Regions from separate parts of the Homo sapiens genome. Here region 1 is linked to region 2. Evidence: read pairs that join two places in POLR2A ChIA-PET (ENCODE). Cell type or tissue: HepG2. All regions are shown on one strand.

What was found. Peaks named below come from ENCODE experiments on the same cell type or tissue, not always from the same donor. Only the 100,000 strongest peaks of a DNase experiment are listed, where the experiment ranks them.
Region 1: POLR2A ChIA-PET joins it to region 2 with 7 read pairs; 2 of 35 experiments call an interaction of 5 or more read pairs at or near these places.

The regions. Positions count from the first base shown.
Region 1 is chr15:78,840,950-78,848,949 of GRCh38, reverse strand. No RefSeq gene overlaps it. Among named protein-coding and RNA genes, the nearest start is that of TRK-CTT1-2, 16 kb to the left of the region's middle. In HepG2, no CTCF peak of the experiment used is centred here; no DNase peak of the experiment used is centred here; H3K27me3 peaks cover 1,268 bases.
Region 2 is chr15:78,989,185-78,997,184 of GRCh38, reverse strand. It overlaps RASGRF1 (Ras protein specific guanine nucleotide releasing factor 1), which reads left to right. Exons shown (of 27, transcript NM_001145648.3): 20 at 1,385-1,445; 21 at 5,391-5,494; 22 at 6,912-6,996. Among named protein-coding and RNA genes, the nearest start is that of CTSH, 48 kb to the right of the region's middle. RefSeq lists an enhancer at 1-736. In HepG2, no CTCF peak of the experiment used is centred here; DNase peaks (open chromatin) are centred at 54 and 3,074.

The DNA.
Region 1 (8,000 bases), 150 kb after region 2:
CTAGATATAAAGTGTGTATAAACATGACCTCACAATCAGAAGTGACATCAACAGACATGACTGACAGCAGAATTATGCCCATAAAACTTAAGCTGCTATGATTAAACTATAATACCATTTAGTTTAAAGAAATAAAAGATCTACTTGAAAACATGAGTAAGAAACAAAAGACTAACAAAAATGGGAAGGAGCCAGGTGTTGTGGCAATCCCAGCGCTTTGGGAGGTCAAGGCAAGAGGGGTGCTTGAGCCCAGAAGTGCAAGGCCAACATAAGCAACAAAGCAAGACCTTGTTTCTATGAAATAAAATAGCTAGGCGCAGTGGCTCACACCTGTAATCCCAGCACTTTGGGAGGCCGAGGTCACTTTGGGCAGATCACAAGGTCAGGAGATAGAGACCATCCTGGCTAACACGGTGAAACCCTGTCTCTACTAAAAATACAAAAAAAAATTACCCCGGCGTGGTGGCAGGTGCCTGTAGTCCCAGCTACTCAGGAGGCTGAGGCAGGAGAATGGCATGAACCCGGGAGGTGGAGCTTGCAGTGAGCAGAGATCGCACCACTGCACTCCAGCCTGGGTGACAGAGCGAGATTCTGTCTAAAAAAAGTAAAATAAAACAAATTAGCCAGATGAGGTGGTGTGCACTCATAGGCCCAGCTCTTCGAGAGGCTGAAATGAGCGGATCACTTCGGCTCAGGAGTTCGAGGCTGCAGTGAGCTATGCTCTGTGATTGGGCCACTGTACTCCAGCTTGGATGACAGAGCAAGACCATGTCTCTTAAAAAATAAAAAACTTAAAGCAGCCAGAGAGAAAAAAGAGATTACCTAAAATAAGACAACAATTAAATCAGTCGGGCGCGGTGGCTCACACCTGTAATCCCAGTGTGTCTGGAGTTGGTGGGTTCTTGGTCTCACTGACTTCAAGAATGAAGCCACGGACCCTCGCGGTGAGTGTTACAGCTCTGAAGGTGGTGCGTCTGGAGTTTGTTCCTTCTGATGTTCAGTTGTGTTCGGAGTTTTCTCCTGGTGGGTTCGTGGTCTTGCTGGCTCAAGAGTGAAGGTGCAGACCTTCGCAGTGAGTGTTACAGCTCTTAAGGCAGCGCGTCTGGAGTTGTTTGTTCCTCCCGGTGGGCTCGTGGTTTCGCTAGGCTCAGGAGTGAAGCTGCAGATTTTCGCAGTGAGTGTTACAGCTCATAAAAGCAGCGTGGACCTGAGCAGTAGCAAGATTTATCGCAAAGAGCAAAAGAACAAAGCTTCCACAGTATTGAAGGGGACAATAGCAGGTTGCCAATGCTGACTCCGGCAGCCTGCTTTTATTCTCTTATCTGGCCCCACCCACATCCTGCTGATTGGTAGAGCCGAGTGGCCTGTTTTGACAGGGGGCTGATTGGTGCGTTTACAATCCCTGAGCTAGATACAAAGGTTCTCCACGTCTCCATCAGATTAGTTAGATACAGAGTTTCGACATAAAGGTTCTCCAAGGCCCCACCAGAGCAGCTAGATACAGAGTGTCGATTGGTGCATTCACAAACCTTGAGCTAAACACAGGGTGCTGATTGGTGTATTTACAATCCCTGAGCTAGACATAAAGACTCTCCACGTCCCCACCAGACTCAGGAGCCCAGCTGGCTTCACCTAGTGGATCCCGCACGGGGGCTGCAGGTGGAGCTGCCTGCCAGTTCCGCGCCGTGCGCTCGCACCCCTCAGCCCTTGGGTGGTCGATGGGACTGGGCGCGGTGGAGCAGGGGGCGGCGCTCCTTGGGGAGGCTCGGGCCGCACAGGAGCCCATGGAGTGGGTGGGAGGCTCAGGCATGGCGGGCTGCAGGTCCCGAGCCCTGCCCGGCGGGAAGGCATCTAAGGCCTGGCGAGAAATTGAGCACAGCGCCGGTGGGCCGGCACTGCTGGGGGACCCAGTACACCCTCCGCAGCCACTGGCCCGGGTGCTAAGTCCCTCATTGCCCAGGACCAGCAGGGCTGGCTGGCTGCTCCGAGTGCGGGGCCCACCAAGCCCACGCCCATCTGGAACTCCAGCTGGCCCACAAGCGCCGCACGCAGCCCCGGTTCCCGCTCGTGCCTCTCCCTCCACACCTCCCTGCAAGCTGAGGGAGTGGGCTCCAGCCTTGGCCAGCCCAGAAAGGGGCTCCCACAGTGCAGTGGGGGGCTGAAGGGCTCCTCAAATGCCGCCAAAGTGGGATCCCAGGCAGGGGAGGTGCCAAGAGCAAGCGAGGGCTCTGAGGACTGCCAGCACGCTGTCACCTCTCACCAGCACTTTGGGAGGCCGAGGTGGGTGGATCACCTGAGGTCAGGAGTTTGAGACCAGCCTGACCAACCTGGTAAAACCGTGTCTCTACTAAAAATACAAAAATTAGCCAGGCGTGGTGGCGCATGCCTGTAACCCCAGCTACTCGGGAGGCTGAGACAGGAGAATTGCTTGAACCCGGGAGGTAGAGGGTACAATGAGTGGAGACCGTACCATTGCACTCCAGCCTGAGCAACAAGAGTGAAACTCTGCCTCAAAACAAAACAAAAAAACAATTAAATCGATAGCAGACTTTTCAAAAGCAAGGATGGAAAACCAGAAGACAGTAGAATAATGTCTTCAAAGAGCTGGAATAAAAAGAACAATCAACATACAATTAAACTAATGAAGCTATATTTCAAGAATGATAAGGAAATCAGATCATTTTCAGACAAAAATTAAGTTTATCAACAAACCTTCACTAAAGACATGTTTAAAGGAAATAGTTCAGAAAAAGAGAAAATGAGCCTCCGATAAGTTTGAGATTCAAGAAGAAATGTTGAACATTATAGGATAGTCATTAAAAAAACTAAACATAGAGTGTACTACTCTCAAACTACTAGAGGGAAAAAAATGAAATGAGAAAAATAATTAAATCCAAATGAAAAGAGAGGAAATTAAAACATAGAAAAACAAAGATAATGATAAAGCATCAAATATGATAGAAACATATCTAGCCATTACAGTGAAAACCATAATAAATGTGAATGAACTAAATTAGGAAGGTAAAAGACAAAAATTGTCAAGCTGGATTAAAAGTAAAACAAAACCAAGTTTATAAGAGAAACACCTAAAATAGACACAGATAAAAATATGCCTAACAACATCTAACTAAAAGAAAGCTGGCTGGTTAGCTTGGGCAACATAGTAAGACCCCATATCTACAAAAAAAAAAAAATTAAAATAAGAAAATTAAATACAAAATTAGCCAGGCGTGGTGGTGTGCACCTGTAATCCCAGTTACTCAGGAGGCTGAGGCAGGAGAATTACTTGAACCTGGGAAGTGAGAGGTTGCAGTGAGCCAAGATAGTGCCACTGCACTCCCGCCTGGGCAACAGAGCAAGATTCCGTCTCAAAAAAAAAAAAAAAAGCCAGGGGCAGTGGCTCACTCCTGTAATCCCAGGACTTTGGAAGGCCAAGGAGGGCGGATCACAAGGTCAGGAGTTCGAGAACAGCCTGAACAACGTGGTGAAACCCCGTCTGTACTAAAAATATGAAAATTAGCCAGGTGTGGTGGCAGGCGCCTGTAATCCCAGCTACTCGGGAGGCTGAGGCAGGAGAATCGCTTGAACCCAGGAGGCGGAGCTTGCAGTGAGTTGAGATCTCGCTACTGCACTCCAGCCTGGGTGACAGAGTGAGACTCCGTCTCAAAAAAAAAAAAAAAAAAAGAAAATTAGCTGGGCTTGGTGGCATGCAACTGTAGTCCCAGCTACTGGGGAGGCTGAGGTGGGAGGATTATTTTGAGCCCAGGAGTTCGAGGCGCCTATGATCACACCACTGCAGCCCGAGCAACAGAGTGAGACCTGGTCTCAAAAAAAAAAAAAAAAAGAAAAAAGAAAAGAAAGCTGGTGAGACTGTATTAATACAAAAAAGGGGAAAAAAGAGATTGTAAGAAATGAAAAGATGACCAGATGTTAGGGATATAGGGATGAAAAAGACAAGGCATTGCCCCATAAGCATTGACTGCAGTAGGGGAAACTTGGACTAGACACACACAAACAAAAAAAGAAATACCAATGCCAGTGAGTATTATTTTGGAAAAGCACAGAGAACTCAAAGGAAAACTGTGGTAGAGACACCTATTTTAGACTAGAGGTCAGGGAAGACCTTTTTGAAGAAGTGCCATTTCAGCTGAGACCCGAAGGCTGTCACCTGAGGCAGGAGATGAGGGGCAGAATGTCCTGGAGAGACAGAACCAACTTCAAGAGTGAAAGCCCCAAATGGGGGAAGAGCTGATCATAGGAGGAGAAACAGAAGGAAGACTGGCTGTGGCCAGTGAATGAGGATGGATAATCCCATTTCTTCCCAGTGGAAACACTGACTGTCATCATCTAACTTTTGCTGTATGAACTGAGAACCTCGCCTTTTGATTTGGAACAGTTGCAAAGAGTTTAAGTGCAGTGAGTTTATGTGAGAGCTCCCACAGGGAAGCCTGAGCTGGAAGGCGAGCCCACCCCATCTATTCTAAGAACAGCAGAGCTCCTGAGCCGCTCTTTTGTCCAGGCCATTCTTGCCACCAGGGCCCTGAACATCCTGGGCTAACCAGAGTCACTCCTGCAGGTACACTAGAGATCAGGTAGGGCAGCCTTGGTCTACAGGCCAGTTTCTTTGAATAAAAGGAGTTGAGGTTTCTTGGTTGCTTTCCAGAGGAGCTAAGTTGGAAGAGAAGTTTCCTCCCCTGGAAGGAGAAAGTCAGGGTTGGGACCCCAGGGAGGGGAGACAGACATCCTGGCCCTCAACACTTCTCTTCAGGACTGTGCTGCCAGGGATGGATAGCAAATAAATGAATATGGCAGGGCACAGTGGCTCACGCCTGTAATCCCAGCACTTTGAGAGGCCAAGGCAGGCAGATCACCTGAGGTCAGGAGTTCAAGACCAGCCTGGTCAACATGATGAAACCCTGTCTCTACTAAAAAATACAAAACTTAGCTGGGCGTGGTGGTGGGCACCTGTAATCCCAGCTACTGGGGAGGCTGAGGCAGGAGAATCGCTGGAACCCAAGAGGCGGAGGTTGCAGTGAACTGAGATCGTGCCACTGCACTCCAGCCTGGGTGACAGAGTGCTAATCTGTCTCAAAAAAAAAAAAAAAGTGAATGTCACACTAGGGCCAGACCCTCCCCACGGAAGAGAATGGTAAGGGTCAAAGTCCCCATGAGTGTCAGCAACGTCCCCCGCCCCATATATCAATTCATTAAACAAACAATCATTAAATGTCATCTTTATCAATGTATACTGTGTATGTAGCATGGGGCTGGATGTAGGAGCCTAGAGTCAAAGAATCGAGACCTAGATAGAGCCTTAGAGATCACTGACTCTGACCTACTTATCTCACAGAGGGGAAGCAGAGGCCCAGAGAGGAAAGGGCTTTCCTTACATCACTCACATGAGGGGCAGACTTGGGACAAGCCCTGTCTCCTGATGCCCAGGCCACAGCCCTGCTCCCCTCCATTTACTCCACCTCCACCTGCCCCACGTCCAGTCTTCCTTACTGTTGGATTATGGCAGCTCTGTATAGAGAAGACATGAGCCTCCTTCAGAATCCAGCTCTGTTCTGAGAATTTAAGGAGAAAAGAAGCTCTGGTGAAAAGCCTATTAGTTTCCTCTGCATGGAAACTAATGCATATTTAACAGCAGAGTTAAGTTCTGAACCTACAGGAGCCAGGAGGAAAAATCTTAAATTTCCATCCATAGAGAATTCCAGTGCCTTCACTAATCCCTGGCTGACTCCCCCATACCTCAAAGGCAAGGACCAACTAGACCTAGAGCCACCAGGGAGTCGAGATAAGAAGAGCTAACTTTTGGCCAGGTGCAGTGGCTCACACCTACAATCCCAGCACTTTGGGAAGGCGAGGCAGGCGGATCAATTGAGGACAGGAGTTCAAGACCAGCCTGGCCAACATGGTGAAACTCTGTCTCTACAAAAAATACAAAAATTAGCTGAGTGTGATGAGATGCACCTGTAATCCTAACTACTCAAGAAGCTGAGGCAGGAGAATCACTTGAACTCAGGAGGCGGAGGTGGCAGTGAATAGAGATCACACCACTGCACTCCAGCCTGGACATCAGAGCAAGACTCAAAACAACAAAAAAAGTTTAAAAAAAAAAAAAAGAACTGCTACCTTTTACTGAGTGCTTACTACGTGCCAGGCAATTTGCAGTTGTTTCTCTTTACTTCTCAGAGCAACTCAACAAGGTAGATACTTGCATTTCTCACTTCACACATGGGGAAACCAAGACTCAGAGAGATGCAGGAATTTACAGACAGATGTCACACAGAGAGCACGGAACTGAGCTAGCTGGATTTCCCCAAGCTGCAAAACATCAGAAAGACTTGCCAGCACGTTGCTAAACTGAACCTCTCAAAATACATACCATGTGGATGTACATTTATTGAAATAAATGTTTACAGAGATCAAAGTTAAACAGCCCAAGAGAGATTTTAAAAATCGTGTCTTTTGTACAGACAGAGCACAACAGTCAAAGACGGGCAGAGCTGGAGGCCCAGAGGGAAGTGCCCAGCAAGGCAGACACTGGGAAGCTTTAGAGCCTCAGCCACCTTAGGCCTGGCGGCCCACCTCACTGCCAGCTGGACCACTGGTCCTGCTGGGTCCAAGTGACAGACTGGGCCTCAGATACCTCTGCCTTTTCACTCTTCTAGAACTCGTCTGGAAGCCTTTATAGCCAGAGAGAGAAACCATGACCCACCACTGGGGTTTGCCTGAGGCTGTCTCAGTGTTAGCAATGAAAGTTCCAGGTGCCAGGAATTCCCTCAGTCCCAAGCAAACCAGATGCTTGGTCACCCTGTCCGGGGTGGCCTGGCTTCCTCCTGGGACTCTGTCAGACTGAGAGGCAGGCTGTGACATCTCTTCCTTGTGTATCCTCGGACAGCAGCCTCCCTCCCTGGACCTCAATTTCCCCATCTCTAAAATAGGGGCATTTAGGCCGGGCGTAGTGGCTCATGCCTGTAATCCCAGCACTGTGGGAGGCTGAGTGGGCGGATTGCCTGAGGTCAGGAGTTCTAGATCAGCCTGGCCAACATGGTGAAACCCCGTCTCTACTAAAAATACAAAAATTAGCCAGGCGTGGTAGTGCACACCTGTAGTTCCAGCTACTGGGGAGGTTGAGGCGGGAGAATCATTGAACTGGGAGGCAGAGGTTGCAGTGAGCCGAGATCGCACCACTGCACTCCAGCCTGGGCAACAGAGCAAGACTCCATCTCAACAACAACAATGAAAAAAAGTTGGGGGGAGGCATTCGAAAGCACCTCTGAGGATGCTTCTAGCTTACACGTTCCACAGTTTCTGAACCAATGTTTTGTTGATTAATAGCATTTTTGGTCCCTTGCCTATATTCCCAACTCCCTGGGGCAGTGCTGAAAAACCACAGCAACCACTAGATCCCTGCAGGGGTGGCCTCCCCTACTCCCCGCACAGAGTCTTACTTTTTCCATTCTCAAAGGGTGTCATTTAGGAGATGATTATTCATGCCAGCCACAGCAGAAGGTCATTTAAAATGGAGCCCTTTTCCACTCCCCATGGAATTAAAAATGGGTTTACAGATCCCTGCTTACTTGACATTTTAATCAAGGAGTTAAGAGCAGAGAAACTTAAAGGGGAAAGGTCAAGAGCCAGAGCCACACACATTTCCATTTCAGCAAGGAATATTCCACCGCCCACTCCAGGCCAGAGGCTGTTGTGGGGGAGACACACACAGACAGCAGAAGCATGGTCCCAGCTTCCAGAAGCTCCTGCTCAGCCCAGGAAGGGGGGCCATGCCCACAAGGGATGGAACCAGAAGTACCCTGTGGCAGGTGCTCTTCAGGGCCCCCAGGAACCAGAGGAAGCCTGAACAAGTGCATGACTTAGTACAAACCTGCCGTATCTGGGGGTCTAAAACATTAACTCCATCAGGCCCAAATCACTGTCTGTGGAACCTGAGTGCTTTAAAAGAGGTGATAAAAAATGCTTTGAGAGGCAAGAAGGCC
Region 2 (8,000 bases):
TCAGGGTCAGGCAGCCCGATGTCTGAGATGCTCAGCCAGTGACTCATGTGACCTGGGCAAGTCCCCGCTCTGAGCCTCATCCATAAAATGGGTGAACAATACCCGCTTCAAGGCTGGGATGAGATCACGGGTGTCACTTTTACAGGCTGTTCAGTGGGTGGCGGGCACCTACCGACTCAGCCTGTCTGCTCCCAGCCCAGCCCAGGTGTGAGGGCTTGGGCCCTGGCCTTTCCTCCTCACCTCTTGCCTGGCCCCAGCCTCCCCAGACTTTCCCCCAAGTCCTGCCTGTGACCAGAGTGCCCAGACATCCTCCCCAGCCAGGCCGTGGAGGCCCCATGCTGGGGCCCATTCTTCCCTCAGGCTCACAGTCCTAAAATCTCTTTCAGGCCTCCACATCTTCAGTACAGAGGCCAGAGTGTGTGCACACATGCCCACACACACACACACGCACACACACACACAGCCGCCACTCGTGGTCCTCCCAGGAGGCCTTAGGAGTGTGTGGAGCCCCCCACCGAGCATATTGATCAAAGCCACCCTCGGAGGGGAGCCTGTTCCCTGGGTGTGATGAAAGAGCAGGCTCTGGAGTTGGCAGCCCTGGTTTGGAGCGTGGGCCCACCATGCTCCAGCTGCGGGACCCCAGGTGAGGCAGTTCCCTGAGGGGCCGTTTCCTCAGCTGTAAGATATACACGACAATGCCTTCTGCCAGGCTGATCCAGAGAGCCACTCCCCGCAGCCCCGGCAGGCCTGCAGACCCCTGGCTGTCCCCACGCAGCCCAGGCCTGGCTCTCCAGTGTCCGCAGCCTCCGTTGGTACTCACCAGCTGTGGCTCTGAGCCCATCACTGTGAGCGTGCGGCACTTTGGCCTGACTTTGAGGCTCTACCCTCATTCCCCACCGTGTGTACCACTCTCCTCTGCTCTCCCAATTCCATCCTTGCAGTCCCTCCTCTGGGCCTGTGGCTGCCATGCTGCTGCCTCCCCACTCCCTGTGCTTCCTTCCTGTCATGCATCCTGTCATCCATGTGCTCGCAGGAGCGCCTGCTGAATGTCCAGTCCTGTGCTGGCACCAGAGCTATGGGGCTGAATCAGACACCGTCCCTCCCTCAAGGGCTCCCTGCCTGAGGTGGCAGAAAGGCCATTCCCACCCAGCCAGATGCAGGAAGCCCAGGGGCTGAGAGGGCCCCAGAAGGGGACCTCCCACAGCCAGGAGCGCCAGGACCATCAGGAAGAAGAGTGAAGGAGGAAGGGGAAAGGGTGCTCCTGGCAATGGGGATGACGAGGACAGAGGGGCGTAAGAGCAGAGGCCGTGTGGGGCTGTCCGAGCTGGGGAGGGGCTGCTGCAACGTGAAGTGGGGCTCACCGTGCCTTCTCGCTCCTGCCTAGGACTCTGACCCAGGAGGACCCAGGTGACAACCAGATCACGCTGGAGGAGATCACGCAGATGGTGAGCTGGGCCTGCCCTCTTGCTTTCCAAGGCTTTCCTCCCCATCCTCCTGCCCAGGACCCCTGACCCATCACAGGCATCACCCGTATTCATTTTCTGTGGCTGTTGTGAAAAAATACCACAAACTGGGCGGCTTAAAACAACAGGAATGGGCTGAGCGCAGTGGCTCATGCCTGTAATCCCAGCACTTTGGGAGGCCAAGGTGGGCAGATCACCTGAGGTCAGGAGGTGGAGACCAGCCTGGCCAACATGGTAAAACCCCATTTCTACTAAAAATACAAAAATTAGCTAGGCGTGGTGGCAGGTGCCTGTAACCCCAGCTTCTCAGGAGACTGAGGCGGGAGAATCACTTAAACCCAGGAGGCGGAGGTGGCAGTGAGCCAAGATCCTCCACTGCACGCTCCAGCCTAGGTAACAGAGCGAGACTCCATCTCAAAAAAAAAAAAAAAGAAAGAAAAAAGAAATGTATTCTCTCATAGTTCTGGAGTCTGAAATTAAGATGTGAGAGGGAGGCCAGGCGTGGTGGCTCACACCTGTAATCCTAGCACTTTGGGAGGCTGAGGTGGGCAGATCACTTAAGGTCAGGAGTTCAAGATCAGCCTGGGCAACATGGTGAAACCCTGTCTCTACCAAAAATACAAAAAATTACCCGGGCATGGTGGCGCATGCCTGTGATCCCAGCTACTTGGGAGGTTGAAGTGGGAGGACTGCTTGAGCATAGGAGGGAGAGGTTGCAGTGAACTGAGATCGAGCCATTGCCCTCCAGCCTGGGTGACAGAGTGAGACCCCCATCTCAAAAAAAAAAAAAAAAAAGGTGCTGGAAGGGTTGTGCTCCCTCCGAAGCCTCAAGGGGAGGCCCCAGTGGTGGTATAAGAGCTGGTGTTCACACCCAGGTCTGGCTGACTCCAGAGCGACAACTCTCCCTCATTCCGTCTACCACACTGCCTCATCCCCAGAAGTTGGAGTGCAGCTCACCACCTGCCCAGAAATGATGGGACCCCAGAGACAGAGCTGTGCTCACCATGAACAAATCCAAGCTCATAGTGGCATTCCAGACGGAATAAGGGAATGATGGTCTTGTGCACTTCCAGGGTCCAGCTACAGCCCACTTTTTTCCAAGTCAGTGATGTGCACCCCAGAATGCCATCACAAGCCACCCCAGAGCCCTTGGCCCCTGCATCACAGCGGCTGGGGATACTCAAGACAGGCTCACTCTGACCACACCTTCCCCACCAGAGGCAGAGATTGTGCCATGCTGGCTCAGCCCCTTGCTGGTTGAGTGACCTTCAGTCTGTTGGAAGTAGCCAGCGTGAGGACTTGGGACTCTGGGTTCTGGGCCCCTGCTGCCCCTGCCCCTCCCATGTTCCCCTCCTGGTTCCTGGAAGTGGTGAGGGCACCTATGAAGCTGTAAGCACTCTGCCCACACTCTGCCCCCAGAGCAGTGCTGCAGGGCTGGGCCCCCAGGAACCCACACGTGGTCCACAGGCAGGGAGGTTGACGGTCCCCAGACCCTACTTCCTCCAGACTGACCCTTTGGGGCCAGAATGCTGGGTAAACCCCAAGACGGAAGTACTCCTCTCGGCAGCTGAAAGGAAGCCGACTGCACTCTGCTCCTGTTTCCCAACAGGGGCTCACCTGGAATGTTTACCCCTCAACAGCATGAGGGCCCCTTGTTCCTTCGTGAACAGCCTGAGGTTCTTCCAGAACAAACAGCTGCTGAGCTGCCCTCTCTTGTCCCCAGAGCCTGTGTGGGGCAGATCCGGGTTGAGAGGGCCCCGCGGCCTCACTAGAGACAGTGAGGATTTTCAAAAGCCTATAAAAGGTGGAGGAAGTTGTCAGTTTTGATCTCTGCTTCCAGGGTCACCCTCTTTCCCAGGCCACCCCAGAAGTGAGCGGAAGGAGCCAACCACCCCACCTTGGCCAGAATGCCTCTTCTGGCCTCTGGTACCAGTGCAGGCCTCTGGGCCCCACAGCGCCTGGGCCTCTGGGCCATAAGCCACCCAGCCCCTTGAGCTCACCCTTGGCCCTGGCAGTTCAGCCCAACCCCAGGGCACCAGGCAGGACCCTCAGATGGGAAGGTGGCTGGGCTGCCCACCTGTATTTATTCACTCAGCTGCTTCAGAGGCTGAGGGTCCCCTCCCTGTGAGCACACAGGGGATCCCCTGCCTGGGTTCTCTCACTACAACCCGGCATCCCAGTGGCCCTGCCACTCTCCTTTCTGTGTCCCCAAAGGCTTCATGTCCCCCAACACCCATGTTCCTGCACCTGGGTTTCTCTACACACCCTTCCCTGCCCAGGGCAGCTCTGCCAGGAAAAACTCACCGACAGCCACCACACAAACACACACACACACCCACACACACACACTACACACACCAAACACACACCACACACACATACACTACACACACCCAGCAAACATACCACACACACACCAGACCACACACACAGACACCACACACACACCACACACACCACACCACACACACCACGTACACACACACACATCACCCACACAGGCACACGCACACACACCACATACACACGCCACACCACACACACCACATACACACATCACCCACAGGCACACCACACACACACACACCCCACATACACATGCACACACCCCACACCACAAACACCCCATACACACCACCCACACACCACACACACCACCCACACACCACCCACATGGCACACACACACCACCCACACACCACCCACATGGCACACACACAGAGGCTGTTTTTCTCCACGGTCCTCGCTCCATTCACATGACTTGGAACCACTTAGGCTGGAGATCCCTGACGTCAGGAACCGTGTTTCCTGCCTTTCTATCTCAGCGTGTAGCAAGGGCCTTGGTGCAGACCTCAGTGCCCGTCTGTGGAGGAAATGGGAGGAAGGGAGACACTTAGTCTAGGAGGGATGGCCCCACTTCCCTTGGGACCCGGCAGATGGGCTGCTTGCAGGTGCTCAGCCCAGCCGGGACTTCTGGACAGGGTAAAGTGAGCATGGAAAAGTGAAGGCATGAGGCACACGAGACAGTCATCTCTCAGAGCACCTGCTGCCTGAGGGGTTGACCGCTCTCCTCCTGTGTGGCCCAGGTGGTCCTGAGGTGGTGATGGGGGAGGATTCTTGTTCCTAACAGGCTCCTCCCAAGACCAACACAGTTGTCCCTTTACCCACCGCCTTCCAGCATCCCTCACTCAGATCCAGCAGACCTTCCACGAGGCCTTTGTGCCCAATACACTGGCCTCCCTATGTCCACCACTCATCCATCTCCTGCCGTGGCCACCACTGTCCTCTGGCTAACGTTTCCCTGAAGATTTTCTCTGGTCGAAGGGCCCAAATAGTGGAATCCCTTAATGATGGTGTCCAAGGGTGGCCCCTGGGGGCCAGGGACACGGACTAAGGCCCAGGACTAAGGCAGGACAGCTGTCTTCTGAGCACAGGGCCATCCCAGGAGCTAATCACGCCTGGGAGTCCACACCTGCTAGTTTCAAAAGGAAATTGTATAGAGCCAGCTGTGGGCTCAGGCGGACGCTGAAGGGAGTGGCCAGGCACAGCCTGAAGTCAGACGACCTGGGCTCCAGTCCTAGTCAGCCCACTTCCAGCTTAGCAACTTGGGCCAGTGGCTCACCTCTGGAAGCCTCCATTGTCTCATGCACGTGCTGGGAGCTCCCTGGCAGGGTGGGTGAGGGCAGTCCGAGCACTGGGCTGCACACACCGGCACAACAGGGCGGGGCCCATCTCCCTCCGTCCCCTTCCCTCCACCTCCCCTCATCATACTCCATCCACCCTCTCATCAGATTCGAGGCAGCGTCATACCCCGTCCACCCGCCCACCCAATTCGAGGGCGAGATACCCCCACAGAGGCAGCTGGGAATCCAGGAGGTGTCCGTCATGGGCCTAACTCAAAATGTTGCTCCCCCAACTCAAAACCAGGCTGAAGGCGTGAAGGCTGAGCCCTTTGAAAACCACTCAGCCCTGGAGATCGCGGAGCAGCTGACCCTGCTAGATCACCTCGTCTTCAAGAAGATTCCTTATGAGTAAGTGTTGCAGGCACCACCCGCCTCCCCCCGCTTCCTCAGGCACTGTCTTGGACAGCACCCTGGAAGCACACGCAGTGAATTTCCAGAGCTGCACGGACCCTCCACAGCTTGAAACAATAGTGCCTGGGTCAGCAGAATGAGGGAGAGAAGCCTGTTCCCGTTCCTGCCCACCAAATTCTCTCCTTACCTGTCAGCTGCACACACACACTTTTCTGGAATCATCTCTAACTCAGAGCTCCTAGAAAGAGAGTATCTAGAAAAGAGCATGTGTTCATGTGTGTGTGCACATGTACCTGTGAGAAACTGTGCACACAGGCAAGAGCGTGGGCACGTGTGTAGGTCCAGTGACCTCCAGTAGCTGATTTAGGGGACAGGCGTGGACTTTGAAGAAGCCCCAAGGCCTGCTGTTACCTGTTCTGGCCTCAGTCATCCCTGGTGTTCACTGCAATTATTCTACTTATGTAATTTTCTATCCCTCTTCCTTCATCTGATGCTATGCCAAAAGGGCATTTGTAAACACTATTTTTAATAAGTACACAGCATTCTCTAACAGTGTGTTACTAAGCCACGAGAGTGTTTTCAGCCTTCACTTTTATATTTATCCCTGCGGTAAACATCCTTGCAACAAATATGTCTGAATTCCTAACAATGGTCCCAGAATGGTTTCCCAGAATTGGGCTCACCGGATTTGAATCATTGTGGGGCTTTTGGCCTCAGCCCCACCTGGCACTCTCGCAGCCCTCCCCAGCATGGGTGCTGCCTCGTGTAAATAGAGAGGGTCGGCACTTTGGAAACCTGTCACATCTCCTGGACATAGAAACAGATGATATTCCTGATATGTCCCTCTAGGAGGAGAAGCGGGATGTGTTTTCAAACACAAATCACCTCCCCGGCCCCTTCTGCCCACAGGACTCTGCCGAGGTCCCCTCTCCCTGTCACTTTATGATGTCAGGAGCCTGTGGCTTGGCTTGCAGGCTTTTTAAGCCTTTTATCTGCCCCCTTTTAGGGCCTTCTATTCCCTCATCCTACAGACCAGCTGCTGCAGTGACTAAAATGTGAATTCTCCCTGTCAGAAAACAAGATTCATAACAAATTATTTCCACCATGTGTGCCTTCCCACACCTTATTTCAGCCTCCCAGTAAACCTGTGAGGAAAGGATTGTCTTGATTCCCATTTTACAGATAAGGAAACTGAAGCCCTGAGCTATAAAGGGTTTGTCTGGGGCCACACAGCTGCGACAAGGCAGAGCTGGACTTGAGCCCAAGGTTCCTTCCTTCCAGGGCTCTGCAGAAGGTTGTTCCCCCAGAAATGACAGCCTCAAAAAGCCAAAAAATAAAATAAAAAGCATGGAGCAATGAAATCAGCAAGGCAAACCTCACCCCCTCCACCTGGGTCTCCCCTTACTTCCTACAGGGAGTTCTTCGGACAAGGATGGATGAAACTGGAAAAGAATGAAAGGACCCCTTATATCATGAAAACCACTAAGCACTTCAATGACGTGAGTATGGATGGGAGCGCCTCTCTCACTGGGGTTTTTCTTTGGCAAGACGCTCAAGAGGCTGGGTAGAGAACGGGCTATACACCTGGCTGGAACCAGACTCCTGGGTCCTCTCCAGCCCTGCCACCCCTTGCCATGTGGCCTCGGGCTGGTTGCCTCACCTCAGTCTCAGTCTCTTCTCCTATTAAGTGGGGCTGACCATGGAACAGTCATAGGAGGATTAACTGCGTGGTCATCTAAAGACATTCAGCCCAGCATTGGCTCGCTGTGAGCCCTCACCCAGAACTTGTGATTCCTAAGTGGGGGTTACTCCTCGGAGCAGGGTTTTTGCGGAGTCTGTGGCAAAGAGAACAGAAGGGAATGAAGGATTAGAAGGAAAGGAATGAAGACCTTGCTATGCTTCCTATTTTTAAACCTCATCTCAGTATTAGCAACAAGCAATATTTGGCTGGACAATGGCAGACAGCTTCCCTCTAATTCATACATTATCCAGAACCCTCGGAATCTCCTAAGGTTTTGGCTGTTTCAGCTACTCTGGCAATGATGTCCCACTCGCTGCCCCTCTTCTTGCCTTTCTTGTGGTAAGATGGTCTTTTGGGATAACACTAAAGAGAATGTTTAATTCTCTTTAATGTTAGGAGGCCACAGTGCTGAGCGAATGTTTAATTAAACATTCTCTTTAATGTTAGAAGGCCACAGTGCTGAGCGAATGTTTAATTAAACATTCTCTTTAATGTTAGGAGGCCACAGTGCTGGGCGAGACTAAGGCTCCTGAATCTCCCTGGCTAGGATCAGGATGGCCCAATATCCAGCTCCTCCAGCCCCCTTCTCTAGACCTCCCAGCCCCAGCTTTCCTGGGGAAGAACTGTTGAGATGGGACCAAGCACTGGACCTGCAAACTGGCCTGGCATAAGCAGCTCAAAGGGCCTGGACTGACTCTGATTGGCACACTAAGTTCAGATGGGTGCATCACACACCCCCAGCTCCCAGAATCCCTCCTCAGA